Regions from separate parts of the Homo sapiens genome. Here region 2 is linked to region 1. The links are chromatin loops, found by intact Hi-C in ENCODE. Cell type or tissue: K562. All regions are shown on one strand. Each heading gives the region's core, and the rest is flanking DNA. Links, peaks and the distances in the headings are about the cores only.

Region 1 (5,374 bases), core at 137-5,136:
TAACCCATAACATTTATATATTGATTAGGTGTACTATTATGTATAATTTGCAATATAGAGTGACTTGTGGAGTGGCTTCAAAAAAAAATAAATAAATAAAAGCCTTCTCCTGGTTGGCCTCCTAGAGGAGAGGCTCTTTCTTTCCTCCTCTTTGTGGCTTTGTATAATGGCTTAGCCATGAGCAAGAAATTTGGGATCTAAATGTGGCAGAACCTTGCTGCCCTTAGGAACTCTCTTATTTGACACCAGGTTGTTGGAGTAGGAAGTACACAAACAGCCTGCTTTTGTTTACTACTAAGCCATCTTTCCTCTTGGTTTATATAAAAGCTTAAATACTGGACACTTTTAGAGCAGATTTGAGCTGTTTTCTGATACTTTATATCCTGCCTTTCACAGCAGGTGCAGGGGGTCTTGGGTTTTTCCTGGGTGCAGTAGCCCTTGGCCGGTGGTTTTTTTTTTTCATACCATGGCCTTGACAATTCTCCTTATTCTTTTTATGTTTTTGAGATGGAGTCTTGCTCTGTCACCCAGGCTGGAGTGCAGTGGCGCGATAGCTCACTGCAAGCTCCGCCTCCAGGGTTCACGCCTTTCTTCTGCCTCAGCCTCCCGAGTAGCTGGGACTACAGGTGCCTGCCACCATGCCCGGCTTTTTTTTTTTTTTTTTTTTTTTTTTTTTGTATTTTTAGTAGAGACAGGGTTTCACCGTGTTAGCCAGGATGGTCTCGACCTCCTGACGTCGTGATCCACCTGCCTCGGCCTCCCAAAGTGCTGGGATTACAAGCGTCAGCCACCATGCCCGGCCCATTCTCCTTATTCTTTTGACGTGTATCCTTCTAGTGTCCTTTCCTTTTGCACCGTGCACATAAATCTCTCTCTAGCCTTGGCCAGCTTTCAAACTCCTGTCCGGACTAGCCTTTTCCGTGACTGTGTTCACGCCTGCGTCCATGCCTCTTTGCAAAGCCAGCTTCTCTTCCCACAAGGGCTGCTGCTAGTAAATTAGCCTTTCTTAAGCCTCTGATCAGCTTTCTTCTTTGCCTCCTGATCTCGTTAATGTACACCCTGGTAGCCACTTTAATAAGCTGAGTAGCATTCATGCCTACAGAGCTTCTAACTTCTGCAATTTATGCCTGATATCTCCTTGGGTCTGCCTTACAAATGCCGTATTCACCTTGCACTGATTTTCAGCAGCCTCAGGGTTAAATGGAGTGTGCAACCAAAATGCCTTACAAAGTCTTTCATAAAACTGGCTGGTGCTTTTATCTGCACCCTGGAGCACCTCTGAGATGTTTTATATTGGTTGCCTTTTTCTTTTACCATCCTTTAGCCTTTGCAGAAGTGCTTCTCGGCACTTTTGTGGGTGCTGAAGGTGGACTGCATCATCTGCATCCTGGTGGGGGTCCTCTTGTCCTTTTTAGAGGCAGAAGCATAACTTGGGCATGGCTCGACCTGAGATGGCCTGCCTGACTTTTCCAGCCTTTCGCTTTAACTTCCCAGAGCTCTGATTTCTCTTTCTCGGGTGAGACTGGGAGCCTGTATCTCTTTGAACTTAACTCCTTAGGGGCAGTTAGCCTTGGTAAAGGGGGGTAGATTGGAATGTAGGGAGGAGGGGTCTCTATTCCCTCCTGTGGTTCTTGCAAAACTGGTTTTCTTTTTCCTAAGACTTTTCTTTTGTCTCCATAGCTGCCAGGGTGGCTGATTTTTACTTTCACTTTTGGCTTTCACTTTTTGCTTTTGGTGCTATAAGCCTCTGTGACTTTCCCTTTAACTCTGTAGCTGCCAGTGCAGCTGGTTTCTCTTGGCATGAGCTGTGAGCGTTCTACAATAAACTGCTAAGCAGGGCTGCATTCATTTAGCCATGAGTCAATATAAAGACTAGGTCTGAATGTCCTGGCTGTCCTCTGATCCTAGTCACCACCTTAAAACACATGGCCAATTTCTCTATAGTGCCTTCGGCCAGCCATCCAACACTAAAACAGGGCTATTCTAATTCACAGTATGTCTTTAACTTTTGAACATCCAGTTTCATCCCATAATCACCTCTAAATCCTTTTTTAAAAAAATTCTTTATCGTGCACTCCAAAGGAGTTGGTTTCAATGCTTTCCCTCTCATTTCCTCCCTTGCAGTGCACTCTCACTCTCATTTTCACCCTCAGGTTCACCAGACTGGGTCCTATTACAGGAGTTTTGGATGCTGCTTAGCCAGGAATGTGCCTTCCCCTGTCACAGCCTGCTGCAGCTGCAAAGCTGATCCTATCAGCCGTATGCAACATCCTAGGTTTGATTTTGCCTACACTCGCCTCAGAGCACACAGCCTGCACTAAGGGATCTGTGCCTCCCCACATCAGTCCCCATGTTGGCCTCTCCTGAGACCATCTCTTTCACACACTTTCACACACCTCCCCTGCCCCAGGACTCCTCACTGGATGAAATGAACCTCTCTTGTGTCCTGGGTGAGCCTAGTTAGGCTCCCACATTCACACACATAAACCCATCACTCCTACCCCAGGACTCCTCATCGGATGAAATGAGCCTCTCTCATGTCCCAGGTAGGTTCACATGCACCCACACACCCCCAGTTCCTGTCTCCAGATTCTGTGAACCATTTTCACTTTGTTAGTGGGGACACGAGGTTCAATCAAATTGGCAGGCCACTCCTGCTGCCCCCAGCCACTCTGGGTTGGATTAATGGTCAGTCCCCTTCATCCCTATGGGACGGGCTTTCCTGCCTTGGGCCACTACTCCTTATCGTGGTTCCTGAAGTGCTGGTATTGTCCTGCATCTCTGTCCCCAGTTCTGTTGCACTGCTGGGCAGGGCACCAGGACATGGGGAGAGCTGGTCTCCATCCAGGTGAAACCCCCTCATGGTGCGTCTTGGATGCTGGGTCTCCCCCATCCCCGGGGCCCTAGACACACTGGCAAAGGAGACAGTAAATCTATCATCTCCAAACCCAGATAAGCCCCCAGAAATGTTGCAGGATATTTTAAAGAATCAGGGAGACCGAGGGGTTGAGGAGGATATTTATTATTTAGGTTCACTGGCCTAGTCGGATTACATCCAAAGGACTGAGCCCTGAACAAAGAGCTAAGTTATCTTTTAAGCATTTTGTGGGGTTGGGGGAGATCTGTGCAGGGGGAAGCATATTACAGAAGCGAGAAAGAAAGACAGTTATTCAATTAATTGAGACATGCATTACATCATTCTTACTTTTCAAGGAAAAACATGTTTTACGACTTGAGTTTATCTGTCTAGTGACCTTGCAGCTGCACAGCTAGAGAAACAGTGCCTGGGAAAGAAGAGATAAGGCTCACTAGCCACAGAAAAACAGGCAGTTAATTTTTAAAGGACTCCAGCTCTTTCTCTTTCTCAGGGAGAATTGGGTTTTCTTACATACAGCTGAGTTTCTGTTTACACATTCTTTAATTTATTTTAATTCCTATTCCAGTTTAAGACCAACCTGGCCAACATGGTGAAACCCCGCCTCTACTAAAAGTATGAAAATTAGCCAGGCATAGTGGTGCATGCCTGTAGTCCCGCTACTGGGAAGGCTGAGGCACAAGAATCGCTTGAACCCAGTATGCGGAGGTTGCAGTGAGCCGAGATTGCGCCACTGCACTCCAACCTGGGTGATAGAGTGAGACTCCATCTCAAAATAAATAAATGAAATTATTATTTTTTTAATTTACCCCTTGACTCTGCAATGTATTTAGGATTTTCCTCCAATGAAATAAAAATGCACAAGTGTGCAAGCAGTTAAAAAAAGGGTTTTTTTAAACCCCAATTTTTATTCTTTGTAGACACATTGGTGATCAGCCAATCAGAGGTTCATATTGAGGAGAAAAGGCAGAAATAATTCCTGCCCTTTGGATTCATCAGATTTGTGAAGAAATAAATTTTTTTCCAAAGGACTAAGAAGAACCCATTTTAGTAAGGCAATGCAAGAACCTGCAAAACAAAATGTACCTGAGGCCCACAGTGGAGTACAGTACAGTTTCTCCTGGGAAGGTGATCACTGAGTAATTGAATGGGTAGGATGGGAATGGGAGAATGTTTTGAGTGATACCATGGTCTGACTTGACAGTTGAGTCAGACATGTTTGTGTTCCAATCGGCACTGCCACTCCCTGAGTTTGTCACCTTGGAAAGATTATTTTACTTATTTCAACTTCAGTTTTTTAATTACCTTAAATTACATTTTATTAGTAGAACTTAAGACATTTTACAAGAGTCAAGTACCCAGAAAGGTGGATTTCAGTAAAATCTAGTCATATATTTATTTCATTAAAGATTCTTATCTATCTTTATTATCCCCAGAGTGAGTGTAGTAAGTTTCTTATGTGTGTTCTTTTTGGGGGGTGATTTCAAGTAAAATTCCAGGGCTTTTCTTTGAAAATGCTACCAGAAGGCTGAGTGCGGTGGCTCACACCTATAATCCTTGCACTTTGGGAGGCTGAGGCAGGCAGATCACCTGAGGTTGGGAGTTCGAGATCAGCCTGATCAACACGGAGAAACCTCATCTCTACTAAAAATACAAACTTCGCTGGCCATGGTGGCCCATGCCTGTAATCCCTGCTACTCGGGAGGCTGAAGCAGGAGAATTGCTTGAACCTGGGAGGCGGAGGTTGCGGTGAGCTGAGATCAAGCTATTGCACTCCAGCCTGGGCAACAAGAGTGAAACTCTGTCTCAAAAAAAAACAAAAAAAACAAAAAAAAAACAAAAAAAAAAAAACCAAAGCTACCAGGGAAATAAATAGGAAAAATCGCTCTTGCATTATGGCTACAGAAAGTGATATATTTCCACAGCAAATGTGATAGATTAACTGGTGAATTGCATATATTTTTCAAAACATCAGCTCCCATTTTTTGCAGGGTCTAGAATTTGTAACAGTGGACATCTGTGTTCTGTATCCTGTGGTCTGGATGTCCAAGTTTAATGCTAAATTTTATGAGATGAGACTTAGCACCTTCTAGAAATGTTCCCATATGGTTATTTATTAAATTATTTATCATGGAAATATTTAAATGACACGTTTATTTTCTGAAAGAAATAGATACTAAGTGCCTTACAATTTCCTTACAATATTCTATAAACACTGTGTTTGAGTGATTTTGCTCTTTTCTTCAAACATTGAGCATTTTCTTATTTAAAACTAAGTGAATAACCCTGACTGGGAAGTAGAAGCCTGAATTCAGTGACTCCCCAAGCTAACAATAGTTTTGCCTGCAAAGGGAGATTATTGAAGGAGCAACCAGTTCTGCCTGAGGAGCCTCCCCTGCAGATGCCCTAGCCTGCTCACAATAGCCATGGACAGAGCCTTTTATACTTAGAGAAATGACAAAACCCTGAAAAGCTGGAAATCCTTAGGCAGACACAGTT
Region 2 (5,374 bases), core at 213-5,212, 140 kb after region 1:
TGTCAGGCACTGTGGTAGCTTCTCACTCAGAGTCTCAGAACGCCTCCTCACCAATACCCTGTGAGGGGAGGTCCCGCCTCACTAGAGCACAGGAGTTTCCTGAACTCTCCCAAGGAAATGGTTAACAAAGGGTGGAACTAGGGGAAGCCCAGACAAAACAAGTGACTCCCCAGTGTCTCCCTAGACTCCATCCACTCCTCCACATGGGGCCCGGAGGGGAAGTGAACAGCCTCTTAACTCCCTCGATAGGGTTCCAGTCCTGCAGGCCTGGACTCTCCCATTTCCTGCTACCATAGAGGGTGACAATGAAACTCCAGACTCCTCATTTGCCATCCCTCATTTGCCAGGCCAGGTCCAAAGACGTTTGATGACACAGCCCAGAGGGTGCTCGAGGCCCACCTCAGCATAGTCACCGGTAATGTAGTGGGGAGGAGCAAGGAGGTGCTCAGGGCCTCAGTGATGAGCTCACAGCCCTCCTTTAGGAGGCCTGCAGAGCACACTCCCAGGGAGCAGTGCTCAGATGGGCAGACAGGCCAACCAGCACCGAGGACTCAGAACCCCTCCTTGCCCCACCTGCCGCCCGGCCACATGAGGCTCTGTCCCACTTTCAGGGCTTCTGCACAGGCCAGTCCCCACTGCTTCTGTGGCGAGATATCAGAGTTGAAGTGAATGTTGAAGTGAGTGCTGAAGGCCATGCAGCTGATGGAGCTTACTGCCTTGCACACACTGTAAATCACCTCCTGGCTCCAAGGGTCTGCTGTGGAAGAGACACAGCCTGATGGGATGTAGCCCCACTCCACCACCAGTGGGGCTTGGCTGTCCTGAGCTGCAGCCCGCAGCTCCTTGCAGAGATGTCTACCTGCTTCTCTCTGGAGCTGGGGCATGAGCCATCCCTGGCAAGGACCGGCTGCCAGGACAGGCTGGGAACTCTCCCCCAGCATCCTCAGGAGCCCCACCTGTGCTGGCATCTGCGCTGGTGATTTCCATAATAAGATTATGGAAGATTTTTAAAGCAACTTTCCCCCCTCATTTCTCTATCTTAATAACAGCACTGATAACTTCTAAGCCCCAGCAGGCTGAAAGTGTAAGACAAATGAGCTCCTGCCTAAGAAGGGCCATAATTGGGCAGTGTGTGCTCAGGAGGGCACCCCATGGTTGTTAGTGGAGGGTGGGAAGCTGGATGGCCCTGGCCACTCAGTCCAGTGGAAAGGAGGGCCCTCTCCTTCCAGGAAATCAAAGTCTCAAAGAGACCAGAATAAGTGCTTGACCAGCCTGCCAGGAAGCAGAAGGCTAGATGGCCTTGCAGGCAACCCCAGGCAGCCTTTAGGGTGCCTGATAGGGCTGAGCTCATTCCAGCTTTCCTTGCTTTCATTCCGTCTACAAGAAAACCTGCCTGCTGGCTGGGCATGGTGGCTCATGCCTGTAATCCCAGCACTTTGGGAGGCCGTGGCAGGTGGATCACAAGGTCAGGAGTTCAAGACCAGCCTGGCCAAGATGGTGAAACCCTTTCTCTACTAAAAATACAAAAATTGCCAGGCGCAGTGGCAGGTGCCTGTAATCCCAGCTACTCGGGAGGCTGAGGCAGGAGAATCACTTGAACCCGGGAAGCGGAGGTTGCAGTGAGCTGAGATCGCACCATTGCACTCCAGCCTGGGCAACAGAGCGAGAGTCCATCTAAAAAAAATAAATTAATTAAAAATTTAAAAAAGTTTTTATATCTTTGATATTTCGCTCATTATTTCTAAATCTCATTTAGTTGTCTATTTGTGTTTTATTTTTGTTCATTGAGCATTCTAAGATGATGATGATTATTATTTATTTATTTATTTTGAGATGGAAGTCTCGCTCTGTCGCCCAGGCTGGAGTGCGGTGGTGCGATCTGGGCTCACTGCAAGCTCCACCTCCCAGGTTCACGCCATTCTCCTGCCTCACCCTCCAAGTAGCTGGGACTACAGGCGCCTGCCACCACACCCGGCTAATTTTTTGTATTTTTTTTCAGTAGAGACGAGGTTTCACCATATTAGTCAGGATGGTCTCGATCTCCTGACCTCGTGATCTGCCCACCTTGGCCTCCCAAAGTGCTGGAATTACAGGCGTGAGCCACCACGCCCGGCCTATTATTTTGTATTTTTAGTAGAGACCAGGTTTCACCACATTGGCCAGGCTGGTCTCGAACTCCTGACCTTGTGATCCACCTGCCTCAGCCTCCCAAAGTGCTGGGATTACAGGCATGAGCCACCGTGCCCGGCCAAATATTTTGAATTCTTTATCAGATATGCAAAAACTTCATTTCTTAAGATTCAATTTCTGGATATTATTTTGCTCCTTCAAGTGGGACATATTTCCTGTCTTTTCTCTATGCCCTGTGATTTTTTTTTTTAAGTGATATCTGAGGATTTATACAACAGCCATCTAATCCAGCATTTAAAGACCGGCTTAGTAAAGGGGAGATACTGACAGTAATCAGCCAGGCTATGAATGCTGGGTGTTTCACATTCTCAGATACGTTTTCTCTGAAGTTGTGTGTGTGTTTAAGTTAAAGAGTTTTTTTTCTTTTTCTTTTTTTTTTTTTTTTTGAGAGAAGTCTCACTCTTGTCCCCCAGGCTTGAGTGCAATGGCTCGATCTCGGCTCACTGCAACCTCCGCCTCCCGGGTTCAAACGATTCTCCTGCTTCTGCCTCCCAAGTAGCTGGGATTAAGGCGCCTGCCACCACGCCTGGCTAATTTTTGTATTTTTAGTAGAGACGGGGTTTCACCATGTTGGCCAGGCTGGTGTCGAACTCCCGACCTCAGGTGATCTGCCCGCCTCGGTCTCCCAAAGTGCCGGAATTACAGGCGTGAGCCACCATGCCCCGCCTTTTTCTTATTTCTTTTTGAGATTCTATAAACTTTTTTTCTTCTTGGTGCCACCACTCCCGGCCCTGTTTTTCTTTTAAAATCCCAGGTTGCCTACTCAAAAGACTAAAGGCCAGAAAGCTTATGAAATGTTAAATTTTAAAATAATTGTTATTATAGTGTTTCCATTTGTGAACAACATATATGTGTGTATGAATAAAATTTATAAATGGACATAACCTTATACACAAGATTTAAAATAACCCCTGGGCACATGTGGGCCCAACCCAGAGATAGCCCTTCCTGAAATGACTGGAGCCAAGAGCCTGTCACGCTCGCGGTATTCAGTGCAAGGTCTGATCGCGTCTTCTGTCACTCAAGGCCTGAGGGCGCGGAGCCTGGAGCTCTATCCATTAAGGGCGCTGGGGTGGGAACTGTCCAATCAGGTTCACAGTCAGAGAGGAAGGGGTGGCTCCCGGTACCTGGCGGGGCCTTTGTCTCTTGCTCCAGCCAGAGCTCGAGGTTAGCTCTTCACTGCCCTGTGTCTTCTTTCCAAGGGTCTCGGTGATTCGGCCACAGCCTCAGCCTCCATCACGCGGTGAACTGATGGTGCTGGAAGATTCATAGACTCCAGGACATTCCTGAAGCCGAGAAAAGGTGAGTGTGCGGGGCAGGGCGTTTGGAGACGGGGGAGGCCTCTTTGGGACGCGCCAGAAATGGCGGTGGCGGGACGGTCTTGTGAGCCTGAGTGCCCCGCAGCTCAGCCCTCACTCTCCTCCGGTGCAGGGACCCCGGGGCGTCCTTTACCGTTTCAGCACAGCGGCTTTAGCCCCAGCCTGTAGCCCTCTTTGCGCAGCTCTGCGCCCGCAGCCCGTCATCTTCCCCAGGTTGTGAGGTCATCAGGGAAAGACTCCGACTGGTTGTGCGGGTCTCCTGCGTGGAAGGAGCTGCGGTCTGTGGGGTCCCCAGTTCCTACTTTACCCTGTTCAAAAATAAACTGAAGCACCATTAGAGAGTTAATATGGCCGGGCGCGGTGGTTCACGCCTGTAATCCCAACACTTTGGGAGGCCGAGGTGGGCGGATTACCTGAGGTCGGGAGTTCCTGACCGGCCTGACCAACATGGAGAAACCCGGTCTCTACTAAAAGTACAAAAAAAATTAGCCAGGCGTGGCATGCCTGTAATCTCAGCTCCTCGGGAGGCTGAGGCAGGAGAATCGCTTGAATACGGGAGGCGGAGGCTGCAATGAGCCAAGATCGCTCCACTGAGCTCCAGCCTGGGCGACAGAGCGAGACTCCGTCTCAAAAAAAAAAAAAAAAAAAAAAAAAAAAAAGACTTAGTATGCACAAACAGTGATTAATCAATGGGACAGTCCCCAGACATGGTTTGTGGGGGCTTTTGTTTTGTTTTGAGATGGGAGTTTCGCTGTTGTTGCGCAGGCTGGAGCGCAATGGCACGATCTAGGCTCACCGCAACCTCCGCCTCCCGAGTTCAAGCGATTCTCCTGCTTCAGCCTCCTACTTAGCTGGGATTGCAGGCATGCGCCACCACGCTCGGCTACTTTTGATTTTTAGTAGAGACGGGGGTTTCTCCATGTTGGTCAGGGTGGTCTCGAACTCCCAACCTCAGATGATCCGCCTGCCTGGGCCACCCAAAGTGTTGGGATTACAGGCGTGAGCCACTGCGCCCGACGTTTGTGGTTTTGGGGCTACCAGAGGGTCTTGAAGAAAAGGCTTCTATAAGGTGTGTGATGAAGCAAAGCAAATTAATCGATTGGGTACAGTTAGGTAGTCCATTTGCAGTGTCCAGGAGAAAATTCTTTCGTTATGTAATCAGATTAATTGGAGATTTGTGGTTGATTAAACCTGAATTTTGTTTTCTCTTAAGGTAGTAACTTACAAAAAATACATTTGAGCTAGATTTTATTGTTGTTGTTGTTGTTACATAGGAACCTAGACCACTAACGCCACTTCAGTCCAAATATTGCTATTTAATTATTTTGACTTTAATCAGACGCACTGGTGTCACCCTGTATTTTCCACATGTGTGGCAAGCAGGGTCTCAAATCCACTACTCTGTCCTGTTCAGCCTTGCCAGTAAAATCCTTGCCAGGCTTGCAGTAAAATCTTAAATTCCCAGTTTCTTTCCAACATTCCCCAAAGCCAACTTCTCCCCTTCAATTCACAACATTATCAACTATTTTTGTCCTTTATTGTACATTTCAGAAACAGTATTTTAATTAATCACTTTGTCACAGAGCACTGGATGACACTTTTAAAAATACTTGTTTTCTATTTGTAAATATTTTACATGAGAGAAAGGTAAAAAATAATCCCCTTACATTCCACTGTCAAAAATTTTCCCGCTTTTTCTCCTTTTATCTTCCACAGGCACAAATGCCTTGCCCAGACATCTTTGAATTGAGGTTTTCCTTTGGAAACTTTATTGGGCCATGTGTCCTCAACCACACTCTAGTCTTTTTCTAGTTTTAGAATTGTCTTTAGTCTTTCTTTTTTTTTTGAGATGCAGTCTCACTCAG

Evidence for each region. Hi-C counts contacts between places; a loop is a spot of excess contacts. Peaks named below come from ENCODE experiments on the same cell type or tissue, not always from the same donor. Only the 100,000 strongest peaks of a DNase experiment are listed, where the experiment ranks them.
Region 2: it touches region 1 in a loop (5-fold over the local background); 1 of 110 quality-filtered maps calls a loop at or near these places.

The regions. Positions count from the first base shown.
Region 1 is chr19:21,600,926-21,606,299 of GRCh38, reverse strand. The region is part of intron 3 of LOC105372323 (a long non-coding RNA gene); the gene reads right to left. Among named protein-coding and RNA genes, the nearest start is that of ZNF429, 98 kb to the right of the region's middle. In K562, for the core only: no CTCF peak of the experiment used is centred there; DNase peaks (open chromatin) are centred at 2,259 and 2,893; H3K4me3 peaks cover 231 bases.
Region 2 is chr19:21,461,862-21,467,235 of GRCh38, reverse strand. LOC105372321 (a long non-coding RNA gene) reads left to right here and starts at 3,332. Exons shown (of 4, transcript NR_187817.1): 1 at 3,332-3,492. RefSeq lists an enhancer at 3,117-4,015. In K562, for the core only: no CTCF peak of the experiment used is centred there; a DNase peak (open chromatin) is centred at 3,265; H3K4me3 peaks cover 1,911 bases.